Regions from separate parts of the Homo sapiens genome. Here region 1 is linked to region 2. A link is a loop called in an ENCODE intact Hi-C map of the cell type or tissue named here. Cell type or tissue: Calu3. All regions are shown on one strand.

Region 1 (8,000 bases), 160 kb before region 2:
CGTAATCTCACCTGCCTGGAAAGCCAATCACGCCCCCACCCCCCCTCATGGATTCCTCTTACTACCTCTGAGTGCAAGAAAGGCAAATGTGTCCACCCTATCCATCTCCCAGCCTCTTACCCTTTTTCTGTGATCAGTTCACTGCATACTTCACAGAGACTCCACTAGATGTACCAGAGATAAAGACCAAACTCACTTTTCCCCAAAAGAACATCTCTTTCTAAATTAAATCCTATCTCCAAGAGTATGTCCATCTATCTGCTAGTGACTTAAAACTGTGATTCCTACCAGGTGCGGTGGCTCACGCCTGTAATCCCAGCACTTTGGGAGGCTGAGGCAGGGGAATCACAAGGTCAGGAGTTCGAGACCAACCTGGCCAACACAGTGAAACCCCGTCTCTACTAAAGATGCAAAAAACTACCCAGGCATGGTGGCACGTGCCTGTAATCCCAGCTACTTGGTAGGCTGAGGCAGGAGAATCGCTGGAACCCAGGAGGCAGAGGTGGCAGTGAGCCAAGATCACACCATTGCCCACCAGCCTGGGTGACAAGGCGAGAGTCCATCTCAAAAAAAAAAAAAAAAAACTGTGATTGCTTTGCCTGCTCTTCCAGAAGTCATTCCCTAAAATCATGCTAAAAAGCCCACTGCATCAGTGAGCAAAACAAGCAGCAATGGCAGTATTAACTTCAAACCATCACTACCCAGGTCTCCAACCCATATTAAGAGCACCACTCATGGCTCCCAACCAACATCCAGATCATTCAAAAATTGTCAAATAGTCTTTACTAGAAAAAAGCTTTCCCTAAGCAACTGTAAGCATTTTCATTGCAATCTGACATCAGAAAAGTACAGATAGATATTGAACTGATAAAATATAATAATGCATTTTAATTAAAAGGCATTAACCTGACAACCTTACCTTTATACCTGTTAATCCTGTAGGCAACTGCACAATATCATATGCAAGGTTAGATTTTTCTGCCTCCACAAATGGATCAGAGAATGCTCGGCCATGGAATCTTTTAAATCCTTGGACTGTGTTCTTTGCATTAGAAATTACCTAAGAGAAAGAATATCAAAGAGTGGAAAGACTACTACTAATTTTTTTTTTATTTCAACAGCCTCAGATTAAATTAGCAACATTTTAACTTTATATAGAGTCTCCTTCTTGGTTTTGGTTTCTTCAGACCCTAAACTTTTCTAAATGGTGCCCACTAGCATGCGAAGTGAGGGAGGAGGGATTTGCATGGGTCTCAGAGTGGCAGGGCTAAAAATAGAGCCCTGCTCTTCCTATATCCCATGAAGTCAGGTCATTATACTTGCATAAGTATTTTCTGTTCTTAAACTTCTAATAAACATTTACATAAAATAACTTTTAGCCTTTAAAAATTGCCCATAGTTTATGGTTGAAAGTTTCCAGGAACCAACTCAGCAATACATAAATTGATTTAGAAATTCTAGTTAAGGCCGGGTGTCATGGCTCACGCCTGTAATCCCAGCACTTTGAAAGAAGCCAGGGCCTCATTTGAGGTCAGGAGCTCGAGACCAGCCTGACCAACATGGTGAAACGCTGTCTCTACTAAAAATACAAAAAATTAGCCAGGCATGGTGGTGCGCACCTGTAACCCCAGCTACTCAGGAGGCTGAGGCATGAGAATCATTTGAACCTGGGAGGTGGAGGTTGCGCTGACAGGGCCACTGCACTCTCAAAAACTGCACTCTCAAAAAAAAAAAAAAAAAGAAAAAAGAAAAGAAAAAAAATTCCAGTGAAACAAATTTCTCATAAAGGGGAAAAAAAAAATCATACTAAGTACACAAAAATGAACACAAAAGGATATTGGGAGAGTATTATTTGTAGTAGCAGACGCCTAGAAACAGCCTAAATGGTTAATAACAGGGAAATGCTTAAATTATGGGCTATTCATACAATGAAATATCAACAGGTAAAGTTTTCAGAAGGTGGTAAGACAAATGTCTATATGATTTTTGGATAATGGTTGAACAGGTGACTTACACTTTTTTATCTATGTTTTCTAATTCTTCTAGAATAAACTATCACAATTTATGAGGGGAAAATGCTGACAAAAATATTCAAAAAATTCCAGAATGACCTTCTGCTTAAGATTTACAGGCTGCTCCTCCCAATGCAGGAGATGTAGTAAGCTCCTGTATCAACTAGATGAAAGGGAACACACAGAAGTCCTTTTATGAAACAGATGAGGCCACCCAAATCATGCCTTCCTCGAGCAAGCTGCCAAACAGAAACTCTGTAACACAATAACTGTATCAACCTAGAACTGGGCAGCCAGTTTAGTATAGTAACTGTCTCTCAATCATGAAAAGCAGGTTTAAAAAACAGGAGCGATTTGCTCAAATTTTAGAAGGAAGAGATTTCAAAATGGCCCAATATTTTCTACCTGCTGTCTCCTAAAAGATCTCGAACACTGTGAAAATGAACTATAAAACATCCAACTTAATTAAAAACCAATTGGCCAAGCACCACTTTTTTAGGCTAATAAATTTTAGGCCCTGCCCCATTCAAAAACAGATTCACCCTATAGGGTTGCTCCAGGCTGAACCATAAGAAGGTCAAACATGCAACTCCTTAATTTTACAGATATCTCAGACACTTAGAATAACAGAACTCTTGGGGTTCTGCTGCTCTGGTTATTCAGAAACCAGCAACTACGTCAGGTTCCTGGTTTACAGAGTAAACTAAAAGCAAGTCCTTTAATGTATTTCTAGAGGTATGCTTTCCTTCCTTGAGAAACTTGTTTAACAAGATCAACACTTACCTTATATATGAGTAAGATGAAAGGCCCAACAAGACAGACTTAAGGAGCATGTAAAATATCAAGGAACAAGCAAGCCTTGCTTAACAAGATCTGGACAAAATACACCCTGGCAGTTTGCATTAAACAGATTATACTGCTAATGCTATTTTAAGGCCAGGTGCTTCTCACTGAAGCAGTGGTTCCTGGGTATCTGCAGGGGACTGATTCCAGGGCACTCCTTGAATTAGACCAAAATCCACAGATGCTCAAGTCCCTTAGACAAAATGACATAGTATTGGCCTATAACCTATGCACATCCTCCTGTATACCTGAAGTTGTCTCTAGATTACTTATAACACCTAATACAATGTAAATGCTATGTAAGTAGTTGTTACACTGGATTGTTTTCATTTGTATTTTTTATTGTTCCAGTGTTGTATTTTTTCCCAAAAATATTTTTGATCCACAGTTGTTTGAATCTACAGATGCAGAACCCATGGAATTCTGAGGGCTGACTGTACATGGGAACAGAGAAGAGGTCTGTATCTGCCAGTTGTATTCCCAAGGCCTACCAGTGTTAGGCACATAATGGGCATTCAACTACTTGCTGAACACATGGATGAAGAGGAGAAATAAGTCATTTTAGGAAAAAAATGAAACTTTACCTGGCTTTTAGCTGCTGCTCCAATTGAACGATTCTTAGGACCAAAAGAAATGCAAGCCCTAGAAGACAAAAAAAGCACTTAAGAATTAAATCTTACTACAATAATAAATCCAAAAGCATAGCAGGCAAGATCTGAGTATCAGCTAAAATGCCATATATTTTAATGGTACAAATCTATGATTTTGACCTTTCTATTGAGTAAATCTGTCCATGGAACAGGTTGCCTCTTACAACTGAGTCCTGTCATTTACATGCTGGAGCACAGATCTGATGTGATAACTACCTGTCTAGAATACTAGAGAGGTGGGCTAGACAGTCTCTACCATCCTCTAATTACTTTTCAAGTCTCCTGTTCAAAATCCCAGTATAAAATAATGTACCCTCACATCAATGTATCAATTAACATTTTTAAGACAGCTCACAACTTCACCAAGAATATAGTCTACAAACCCTGAAAACAACTCTCGCCCTATTAAATAAGTAAAAAAGTAATTTTTCTACAACTAGTTTCCAGGCACTCAATTTTTTTTTTTTTCCAAGAGTCTCACTCTGTTGCCTAGGCAGGACTGCAGTGGCCCTATCTCAGCTCACTGCAACCTCCGCCTCCCAGGTTCAAGTGATTTTCATGCCTCAGCCTCCCAAGTAGCTGGGATTACAGGCATGCACCATCACGCCCAGCTAATTTTTGTATTTTTAGTAGAGATGGAGTTTCACCATGTTGGTCAGGCTGGTATCGAACTCCTGACCTCAGATGATTCACCCACCTTGGACTCCCAAAATGCTGACGTTATAGGCGTGAGCCACCGCACCTGGCCAGGACTCAGAATTTCTGACAAGGAACTTTAACCCCACTTCTGAACATTCTTCTAAATCACCAATTCATACACAATCTCCTGATTTAATCCATTTACTGCTTCTTTTAGAAAGGCGAAACTGAAACCTGCTTGAAGGTTAAATAAAAACTCTGTGCTTACGCTTAAAAAGTGCAGTGGCTCACGCCTGTAATCCCAGCACTTTGGCGGGCTGAGGCAGGCGGATCACCTGAGGTCAGGAGTTCGAGACTAGCCAGGCCAACATGGTGAAACCCTGTCCCTACTAAAAATACAAAAAGTAGCTGGGCGTGGTGGCATGTGCCTGTAATCCCACCTACTCAAGAGGCTGAGGCAGGAGAATTGCTTGAACCAAGGAGTCGGAGGTTGCAGTGAGCCGAGATTGTGCCACTGCACTCCAGCCTGGCAACAGAGCAAGACCCTATCTCAAAAACAAAACAAACAAAAAAGGGCATTAATAAGTATAAGTAAATTTTGGCCGAGCGTGGTGGCTCATGCCTGTAATTCCAGCACTTTGGGGGGCCGAGGCGGGCAGATCACCTGAGGTCTGGAGTTCGAGACCAGCCACGCCCACATGATCAAACCCCGTCTCTACTAAAAATACAAAAAAATTAGCTGGGCATGGTGGCGGGCGCCTATAATCCCAGCTACTCAGGAGGCTGAGGCAGGAGAATCACTTGAACCTGGGAGACGGAGGTTGCAGTGAGCCAAGATCGCACCACTGCACTCCAGCCTGGGCAACAACAGCGAGACTCCGTCTCAAAAACAAAACAAAAAAAAGAGTAAATTTGGCTGGGCGCAGTGGCTCAAGCCTGTAATCCCAACGTTTTGGGAGGCCAAAGCAAGTGGATCATTTGAGTACAGGAATTCAAGACCAGCCTGGGCAGCATGGCGAAACCCTGTCTCTATAAAAAAAAAATACAAAAAAATTAGCTGGGCATGGTGGTGAGCACCTGTAATCCCAGCTATGGGGCAGTCACGGGGTGGGGGTGGCTGAGGCAGGAGGATCACCTGAACCCAGGAGCCTGAGGCTGCAGTAAGCTGTGATCATGCTATTGCACTCCAGCCTGGGGAAGAGAGCAAGCAAGACCCTGCCTTAAAAAAAAAAGATAGTAAATAAATTTATCCAGGGTCATGCAACCTGAAAGCAATGAAGTCAGGACTCTAGGTGATGTCTGAAGCTTTGACTCTCATCCTCCCTGAACTCCTAATTCTTCCAAGTCAACAGAGTAAATAAGAGCTCTGGAACCATACTGCCTTGGTCCAAATCTGACTAAATTAGATGAACTACTGATTTGGTAGAAACATAAACTTAAGAGCCCTGTGGAAACTGGCAGAATGCTGGGCCTCCCTGGGCTTCAGTGGTCCTTCACAACCAATGGCTAAGAACCCCTGTAAGCCAATCTCCCAGGGCAGCCACAGGAAGCCATGACTTCTATTAAATGACAGGAAGAACAAACATGGTACACCCTAGGACCTCATCAGAATTCCTCCAAATCCTAAGCTTTTGGGCCTAGAAAGTGCTGGGAGTAGCCCCTCAAAAGCAAAGGTGTCAAGCTCAGCCTTTCTGCAACTATGCCACCAATCACTAAAACAAATAAAATCTCTGTTTTAGACACTAGATGCAAATAAATAAAAAAAAATCCTCACTACCACGTAAATGTCTCTCCTCTCAAAGCCCATATTACCCTTTAGGAAATTGCCCAAGGCAATCTTACCCACTTCCTCCACCTCAAAAAGGCTGCCTAGCATAAGCCTAATAATTGGCACACCTCCATCTTTCTAAATACCACCAGATCTAAATTTCTAAGGTATATCCCACCATGACCCCAATCACAACATAACTAAAAGGCAATGTTACTCATCTTCCATTGTTTCCTGCAGCCCTTTTTCAAACCTTTATCTCCTCAAAATAATTACAATCCCCAACTTTCCTGCAAATCCTGCTGAAGGGTTAATTTCCTATTCTATGTCAGTAACTCTGAAACTGTCTTGCTTCTAATTACCTTCCAAACAAAACCAACTACCAACAAATAAAACCTATATTCCTTAATATGGAACCTAAGGCCTCTCCCAACCCAATCCCATTTTCCAGCTGTATTTCATCCACACAATCAACACAAGTTGAATAAAGTATCCCAATCTTCCTGCTTTGCTTATGTCACTTTTGACGTCTGAAATGCTTAGTACCTTCACGTATTCTCTAGAAATTCCACCTATTTTGTCTGTAAAGCCTTCTCAACCCACCCCAGCCCCCAAATAAAAAGTAATCGTTTACCGGGCACGGTGGCTCACGTCTGTAATCCCAGCACTTAGGGAGGCCAAGGCAGGCAGATCACCTGAGGTCAGGAGTTCAAGATCAGCCTGGCCAACATGGCGAAACTCTGTCTCTACTAAAAATACAAAACAAAAAACAAAAAAATTAGCCAGGCGTGGTGGCACACGCCTGTAGTCCCAGCTACTCGGGAGGCTGAGGCACCAGAATCGCTTGAACCCAGGATGTGGAGGTTGTAGTGAGCCAAGATCACGCCACTGCACTCCAGCCTGGGCAAGAGAGCAAGACTCAGTCGGGTGGTGGGGAGGGGTGGTAATCCTTTTTACCTCTTAAAACTGGACTTGGTTTAATTTCTACTTAACACCAACCACAAACCGAATTACATTATCAATACTAACACATTTATTTCCCTTGCTAAAACAATGTTTTATAAGCCGTAAGTCACAACCCATGTGTGGGTCTAAAATCAATCAGGGGTTGGAAGAAGTCATGAACAGCAACTTAGAAAACACGGCCGGGCGCGGTGGCTCACACCTGTAATCCCAGCACTTTGGGAGGCCAAGGCGGGTGGATCACGAGATCAAGAAATCGAGACCATCCTGGCTAACACAGTGAAACCCCATCTCTACTAAAAATACAAAAAATTAGCCAGGCATGGTGGCGGGCGCCTGTAGTCCCAGCTACTTGGGAGGCTGAGGCAGGAGAATGGCGTGAACCCAGCAGGTGGAGCTTGCAGTGAGGAGAGATCACGTCACTGCACTCCAGCCTGGGTGACAGGGCAAGACTCCGTCTCAAAAAAAAAAAAAAAGAAAAGAAAACACATGTATGCACTGCATGTGAAAGTACTGTTGTTTAATGAAGCTTTTCAGTTGTGTGTGTGCACGTACCAAGTCTTAATGAAAAATGTAAAATCTGAGGTCTTCAGTTACAGATACATGCTGTCTAATGAAGTAGCCACTAGCCACATGTGGCTATTTAAATTTAAATTATTTAAAATTAAATAAAATTTAAAACTCAGTTCTTGCAGTCAAGGTTGCAGTGAGCTAAAATCATGCCACTACACTCCACCCTGAGTGACAGAGCGAGACCTTGTCTCAAAAAAAAAAAAAAAAAAAAAGTCCTGTTTCACCTACTGGAACTGAAATCTAGTCAGCTACCTTTAAAATTATCTATTGATGTGGGATTTTAAAAAAAAGTCCTACTTCCATTAAAAAACGACAACTGAAAACAGAATATGATCAATTTGCTGAATTGGGTCAGTATGTAAAACAGCACCAGGCGCGCTGGCTCAGGCCTGTAATCCCAACACTTTGAGAGGCCGAGGTGGGCAGATCATCTGAGGTCAGGAGTTTGAGACCAGCCTGGACAACACGGTGAAACCCGTCTCTACTAAAAATACAAAAATTAGCCAGGCATGGTGGCACGCGCCTGTAATCCCAGCTACTCAGGGGGCTGAG
Region 2 (8,000 bases):
TCATAATGTATTTTTAAAAAATAATTAAACCCCCTTCTCTCTTCAGAGTAAAGATGATGTTGGCCTATTGTGGTGGCTCATGCCTGTAATCCCAGCACCTGGGGAGGCTGAGGCGGGTGGATCACCTGAGATCAGGAGTTCAAGACCAGCCTGGCCACCATGGCGGCCCCATCTCTACTAAAAATACAGAAATTAGCTGGGCGTGGTGGCATGCGCCTATAATCCCAGCTACTTGGGAGGCTGAGCTGGAGAGTCATTTGAGCCCAAGAGATGGAGGTTGCAGTGAGCAGAGATCATGCCATTGCACTCCAGCCTGAGCAACAAGTATGAAACATCCTACAGGAGTGTGAAACTCCATCTCAAAAAAAAAAAAAAAAAAAGATGATGTTTTAACAATGAATGAAGTAACCGCTTCCCTAAAAGATATGCTTGAGCGGCTGGGTGCGGTGCCTCATGCTTATAATCCCAGCACTTTGAGAGGCCAAGGTGGGTGGATCACGAGGTCAGGAGTTCGAGACCAGCGTGGCCAACACAGTGAAACCCTGTCTCTACTAAAAATATAAAAATTAACTGGGCGTGGTGGCAGGTGCCTGTAATCCCAGCTACTTGGAAGGCTGAGGCAGGAGAATCGCTTGAACCTGGGAGCTGGAGGTGGCAGAGAGCCGAAATCACACCACTGCACTCCAGTCTGGGTGACAGAGCTAGATTCCGTCTCAAAAAAAAAAAATATATATATATATATATATGTATATATATAGTGTATAGATTATATATGAGTGTGTGTGTATATACATATACATACATTCAAGCTAGGAAAATAACAATAATATTGTCATTGTTTATGTATTTTTAGTTTTTTGTTACCAAAAAACCACAGTTCTAATATGAATACTGTAAAGAGCTGAAAAAAAATTTCTAATCAGTGGTTTGAACCTATTTGCTAAAAATAATAAAATGCATCCTTCTAATTTATTTTTCTAAATGATTTACAACAAGGAACATGGAAATCTAATTCAACTTCAATAGAATTCTTTACATAATTAATGTATAGGACTGAAATTTTGTTACTGTGATTTAATAAGCATGGTATTTCTTCCATGAGTATAACTATATCTTTGTGGCATCCAGTGAAACCAGATATCAAAAATAAGTCCATCTTAGCGTCATACCTTTGAAGCATTATATTTTTGTGTGTAAGAAAGGTTTTGTTGTCATTCATAAATATATTTAAAAATTACTCTAAAAATGGTATTTAATTTTTGTTATGCTTTTGAAATTGCAGTATTTTAATCTTATACATAAGTAGTAATGCATATTCTATACATATTTTGGAGATACAAATGGAAAAATTTCTTAGTAATGGAGTATATGATTAAAAAAAAAAAAGCTGGAAGACAAACTTGTTTAAGCTGTAGTTATCTCCTACTGGTACTACTCCAGTAACCTCATTTTGTATCCTTAACTCCATTCTAGCTTTCTTAAAACTGTTCTCCACTTAGTAGGCGAGATGATCCTCACAATGTGCAGATGTAGTTGTGTAACTCTCCTACTTAATAAGCTGCACACACACAGGTCTTTAATATGGTCTATAAGTCTGTAAACTGTGTGATCTAGCATTTTAGGTCTTCAGTCTCATATCTCACCACTCTTCCACCTTTACTTTTTCCTCTCTGTGGGCTGCCTTTAAGTTCCTTGTACAAGCCATGCTCTTCCCTTTAAGCTGGACTTTACACATGTTTTCTCTCTCCCTATGGCACTTAGCCTATCTCTTCCTTTCCCAGTTTATTTCCTATATATCCTTCAAATTTCAATCTGAATGGCAGTTCCTCAGGGAAGCCTTTGCTCATCTTCCTGGCTAGATCATACACACACACACACATATGCACACATGCATACAAGCACACAGGTACACATGCATGCACAATTACAAACTCAATATAATTATGTGTATTTGCCCTTCATTGTGTTTATTACAGTTGCCATTTTACTTTGATTTGCGTGAGTACTTGCAAAGGTAGTAATTATTGACATTCAAATAGGTGTTAAGCTCCATGGGGGCAGGGCCCTTGTCAGTTTTTGCTTATCATTGTTTTCTCAGTACTTTGATACATGAGTAAGTGTGTTGCCAGAGAGTTTGGGTTTCATCCTTAGGAAAAAACAAAGAGTCATTGGGAAGTTCTATGAAAAATAGGAGAGCAGTGATGACGCATACTAAGACTTGGGCTGTAGAAGGGTAAACTTCTACAGGCTGTAGAAGGGAGGCTATAGCTGAGTAAAGGAGATAAACTAGAGCTAGGAAGATCCATTAGAAGGCCATTGTAGGTAAACAAGATGAAGACCTGAAGTCTTTCCGGTTCAGATGGTCTCGCCTTTGGTGGATGTTTAAGAGACAGAATCCAGTAGTATTTGTGGACCTGCTGACTATTGTCAGATATAAGACAAATAAATCAGATTATTTGGAATATGGGGCTATTAACTTTTAGGCCATTTACCAAGTAAATGAATATAAGACAATAAACAATTTGAGGGGGTAAAGGAATCTTCATTTTATTTTATTTTTATTATTTGTACAGATAGGATCTTGGTATGTTGCCCAGTCTGGTCTTGAACTCCTGGCCTCAAGCTATCCTCATTGCTTAGCCTCCCAAAGTATTGGGATTACCTGCATAAGCCACCACACCCATCCTGGAATCTTCATTTTAAACAAAAGTCACAAAAGTGACCTCTTGCCCACTGCTCTATATACAGTTTTTTAACAGCAGTACTGAGATGTGATTCACTTACCATGTAATTCACCTACTTCAAGTGTAGAGTTCAGTAGTTTTGAGTTTATTTATAAATCATCAACTCAAAAAGAAACTGTACCCTTTAGCTGTTATCCCTCTTTCCCTCTACCTTCCTAGCCTTAAGCAACCACTAATCTACTCTATCTCTATAGATCTCTCTGTTCTAAACATTTTATATAAATAGTATAATGTAGTATGTGGTCTTTTGTGACTATATTCTTTCACTTAACATTATGTTTTTAAGATTCATCTAAGTTGTAGCATGTAACAGTACTTCATTCCTTTTTATGGCCAAATAATATTCCAGTGTATAAGTATATATCACATTTTGTTTATACATTCATCAGCTGATGGACATTTGAGTTGTTTCCACTTTTTGGCTGTTATGAATAATATTGCTATAAACACTTATGTAGAAGTGTTTGTGTGGACATATGTTTACATTTTGTTTGGTTGTGTACCTAAGAGTGGAATGGCTGGGTCATGTGGTAACTCTGTGTTTACTTATTTGAGGAACTGCCAGAATGTTTCCAAAGCAGCTGTACCATTTCGCATTCTTACCAGGGTTCTGATTTCTTCACATACTTGTCAACACTTGTTACATCTGTCTTTTTGATTCTAGTCATCCTAGTGGTTGAGAAGTGGTATCTCATTGTAGATTTGTATTTCCGTGATGACAGGTGTGAGAAATCTTTTCATCTGCTTATTGGCCATTTATATGTCTTCCTTGGGTAAATGTTTATTCAGGCCCTTTTCCTGTTTTTTAATTGGCTTGTCTTGTTATTGAATTGTAAGAGCTCTTTGTAGTATATTGTGGATACCAGCCCCTTATCAGATACATCATTTGCAAATATTTTCTCCTATTCTGTGAGTTGTCTTTTCACTTTTTTGATAACAATCTTTGAAGCACAGAAGTTCTTAATTTTGATTAAGTCAAGTTTATCTTGCCAAATCCCAGGTCATTTAGATTTGGCATTGTGTTTTTTTCTAAAGATTTTATAGCTCTAGCTTTTACATTTATAGGTCTTTGATCCTTCTTGAGTTTTTTGTTTTGTTTTGTTTTGTTTTTAATATGATGTGATATAAAGGCCCAGCTTTATTTTGCCCATGGATATTCAGTTTGTCCAGCACCGTTGTTAAAAAGACTATTCTTTCCCATATAATGGTCTTGGCATCCTCTTGGAAAATCAGTTGAGTGTAGAAATAGGTTTTTAATGTTTTTTAACCGCAAAACTATATTTTAGCTTTCTAACTATTTGGATTGTTCTTTCACAGACAATTCTGTAACTAAAGGAAGATTATGCTTATTTTTAAGTAAGCTTTTAGGAATATTTGTATAATTTTAGTGCTACATCTTGTATCCAGATTTAATTTTGAGAAATGCATAGTTTGCACATATGGAACAGCTGTTCTGGTCATGAAAATTGAGTTTGGAAAGCCATGTTTCACTAAGGGTGACATTCTGGCTTCTTTCTATTGGTGCTTCCTGAGTGCTGGACACTATGCTGTTATAGGGCTTACATGGAAGTAAATGACCATCTCTTCCTCACGTTGCTAATGTATATAAAATATTGGGAGCAGGGAGAAGGAGGGAGTAAAATGACATGGAAATATCCATATGGGATTTTTTTAGTCCATAAAAGTGGTATACTTTTTTTTTTTTTTTTTTGAGATGGAGTCTCGCCCTGTTGCCAGGCTGGAGTGCAGTGGCGCGATCTCGGCTCACTGCAACCTCCGCCTCCCAGGGTTCAAGTGATTCTCCTGCCTCAGCCTCCCGAGTAGCTGGGACTACAGGTGCACGCCACCACGCCCAACTAATTTTTGTATTTTTCGTAGAGACGGGGTTTCACCATGTTGGCCAGGATGGTCTTGATCTCCTGACCTCATGATCCGCCAGCCTCGGCCTCCCAAAAAAGTGGTATACTTCTAATGGATAAAGGTTATACAGCTATCTTCACCTGGTACACTGTCTTCGGTATTACCTTTAGTTTTAAATGAAGTGTTTTCTTAAGACCAAGAATTTTAAATTGAAATTAGTTATTTTATAAAGGGCTCTAAATAAGGATATGACTACAATGGATGCTGCTGAAAGAATTGAATGATAAAGATTATTAGGTGGCTTAATGCTTTTTGTATTAATCTCTGGGAAAGTCCATTATTGATCCCAAAATTGCCAAGGCTGATCAGACAGGATCATTACATTCTTTCTGTGCTTTTTCAAGTACTTGAAGTGTTTTTATGTAATTTAAGCATTTTTCACTAATCTTTCTTTTTTAGTGTAACTTTGTATAATTTTATGTTCCTTTTTCTTAGGAGTCTCAGCAGTCCAATTTTGGCACTGGAGAACAAAGTGAGTATTTCTTTCCCTCTTTGTTTTCAAATTAAGCTATTTATTGAACATTCAGTTTTCATGGTCACACCATATATAACTTTAGTAATACCTTTACATGTCATATCCTTTTTCATTTTTGTTTTCTTTTTTTTTTTTTCTGGAGTGTAGTGGTGTGGTCGTAGCTCACTGCAGCCTCGATCTCCAGGGCTCAAGTGATCCTCCTGCCTCAGCCTACTGAGTAGCTGGGACTGTGGGCACATGCCACTATGCCTGGCTGATTTTTTAAATTTTTAGTAGAGATAGGGTCTCACTATGTTGCACAGGCTGGTCTCGAACTCCTGAGCTCAAGTGATCCACCTGCCTCGCCTCCCAAAGTGTTGGGATTACTGGTGTGAGCCACCATGCCCTCGTATCCTAATTTTTATGATCTAATGGGTAGTAGTGGGTTGAGCTGAAAAATTGTTATGCTTTAAAAAATTCAAGAACTGTAAGTCATTGGAGATCAAAATACACTACTTTTATTAAGCATTTGAACTAATAGTTCATGAATACAATTTGATGGGCACCTCGTAAACTCAAGAGTTATTCTTCTTTCTTTTAACTTACTTCATGAAGATACTTGGCTCTATGATGATAAAACTCCGCACAAGAAGGGTCATTTTATTTAGCTGACCATGGCCCTTTTCTTCTTATATTTGTACAGTCCCTGTTTTTTCTTCCTTGGTTTTCTGATCTGGGTAGAAAATCTGCTGCCTGCTATACCCTCACCTTTACCCTTACTCTCTTGGCCTGTCAGAAGAATTCTAGGGAAGATAGTCTTATGGTCCCAAGAGATTGTGGTTGTGTAGATTGAGAGTGGTAAGATCAGGAACCAATGCAAATGTCTGGGCTTTACCGTATACCTCTGTAACAAAACAGGTATTCTTTTTGCCAAGAGCAGTAACTTCTTAATTAAGGTAGATTTGTACTAGTCATAAGGTATTTTGGAAATGAAAATGTGGAACTTTTTGATCCTTAGTTTATCTTCAGTGATCTTAATGCAGGGATAAAACTAGAAGAATACCTCTTTTGATGTTATGCTTTCTTTATCTGTCTATCAATTTCTTAGTTCCACCTTAAAGGCCGTAGCTTACAGGAAAAAGGGATTTGACATTGTTAATTATGCAGAAAATGTTAAAATGCAGAAAATAGCTAACTATAGGCCAGAGAATTTACATTTTCTCTCTTCTTTTTGTTTCCTTTTTTTTCTCAGCTTGTTTTCCCTAGTCGTCATCTTTTAAGAATGCTTCATCCTTCTACTCTTCTCTCATTCTCTTTTCTGAAAGCTGTTCACAAATGGGATCATAAGCTGCCTCTACTCATTATTTGTGTTTTTCACTTTGTTTTAGAGCTATTTCTATATCAGCATAAAGCTCTAGCTCATTGTTTAACCTTAAAATTATGTTATAATATGAAAATATCTTAATTTATTTCACTAGTCCCCTATCGATGGACATTTTTTTCCAGTTTTTGCCATTACAAACCAGGCTATAATAAACATTCCCAAGTGTGTGCTTGTGTGTTCGTGTATTCCTCAAGATTATACCTGTAATGTAAATTCCTTTCATTGGAATTATTAAGTCACTTAGCAATATAATTACAGTACTGAGAAGGTATTACCAGATTGCCCTTCAAGAAGATCGTATGAGTTTATAGTCCTACCAGCAACATATGCACATGCTTATTTCCCCTGTAGTCACCAGTATCTCATATTATTGGGCTTGAAGGTGTTACCAGTTTGGTGGTTGAAGAATTATATTTCATTGTTTGATTTACATTTATTTGAGGGTATTTTACATAGACATTTTACAGTCTAAATAGCCATCCTTTAGTTGCTCACTTCATTCTTTTTGTTCCAGAAAGATATAATCCTTCTAAAACTTCAAATGGGCACCAGTCTAAATCGTAAGTTTATTGCTTAATGAGTTTAATATTTATCATTTTTGCTAAAAGTTACCTGTAATATCTAGGTATTTTGAACAGTATTTAGAAATATTGAGGCTGGGCAGGGTGGCTGACACCTGTAATCCTAGCACTTTGGGAGGCCAAGGCAGGCAGATCACGTGAGGTCAGGAGTTCGAGACCAGCCTGGCCAACGTGGTGAAACCCCTTCTCTACTAAAAATAAAAAAATTAGCCAGGCGTGGTGGCGAGCGCCTGTAATCCCAGCTACTTGGAAGGCTGAGGCAGGAGAATTACTTGAACCTGGGAGGTGGAGGTTGTAGGGAGCCGAGATCGTGCCACTTCACTCCAGCCTGGGCCACAGAGCGAGACTTGATCTCAGAAAAATTAAAAAATAAAAGAAATATTTAAGGCATGAGCATGCAAATTTTTATGTAAAGGGTCAGATAGTGAAATATTTAGGCTTTCAGAGCCACATAGTCTGTGTTTTGACTGCTCAGCTCTGCCATCTGTAGTATGAAAGCAGCTGTAGACCCTAAGTGTGGCAGTATTCCAGCCACACTCTTTAAAACAATGTGGTAGGTTGGATTTGGCTTGTGGGCCACAGTTTGCCCACCTTTGCTCTGAGATCATGGTTTTTTCTCATCTGAGAGTTGTATGTGTATGTTTTTGTGTGTATATTCCTAATTTATATTTAATAAGTCATAAAATAAAGACAGGATTCTTCTTTAGGCCAAGCCCTTCATTTAACCACTAGATTAAGTAACATACATAGTTTGTACTGTCTTTAAGTTTTCTTATTTTTATTTTGTTGGTAGAAGCAGGAATATATATAAAAATGTAACAGGGTAATGTATTGGATGAAAATAAATTCCAACTTAAAGAATGAACTCCTGAACTCCTGAGACCACAAGTTAACTCAGTGATTAAAGCAAAGTTCTA

What was found. Hi-C counts contacts between places; a loop is a spot of excess contacts. Peaks named below come from ENCODE experiments on the same cell type or tissue, not always from the same donor. Only the 100,000 strongest peaks of a DNase experiment are listed, where the experiment ranks them.
Region 1: it touches region 2 in a loop (2.2-fold over the local background); 2 of 110 quality-filtered maps call a loop at or near these places.

What each region holds. Positions count from the first base shown.
Region 1 is chr5:133,060,477-133,068,476 of GRCh38, reverse strand. It overlaps HSPA4 (heat shock protein family A (Hsp70) member 4), which reads right to left. Exons shown (of 19, transcript NM_002154.4): 2 at 3,440-3,497; 3 at 920-1,060. Among named protein-coding and RNA genes, the nearest start is that of HSPA4, 12 kb to the right of the region's middle. In Calu3, no CTCF peak of the experiment used is centred here; a DNase peak (open chromatin) is centred at 4,216.
Region 2 is chr5:132,901,504-132,909,503 of GRCh38, reverse strand. AFF4 (ALF transcription elongation factor 4) reads left to right here. Exons shown (of 21, transcript NM_014423.4): 6 at 5,100-5,136; 7 at 7,017-7,062. Among named protein-coding and RNA genes, the nearest start is that of LEAP2, 32 kb to the right of the region's middle. In Calu3, no CTCF peak of the experiment used is centred here; no DNase peak of the experiment used is centred here.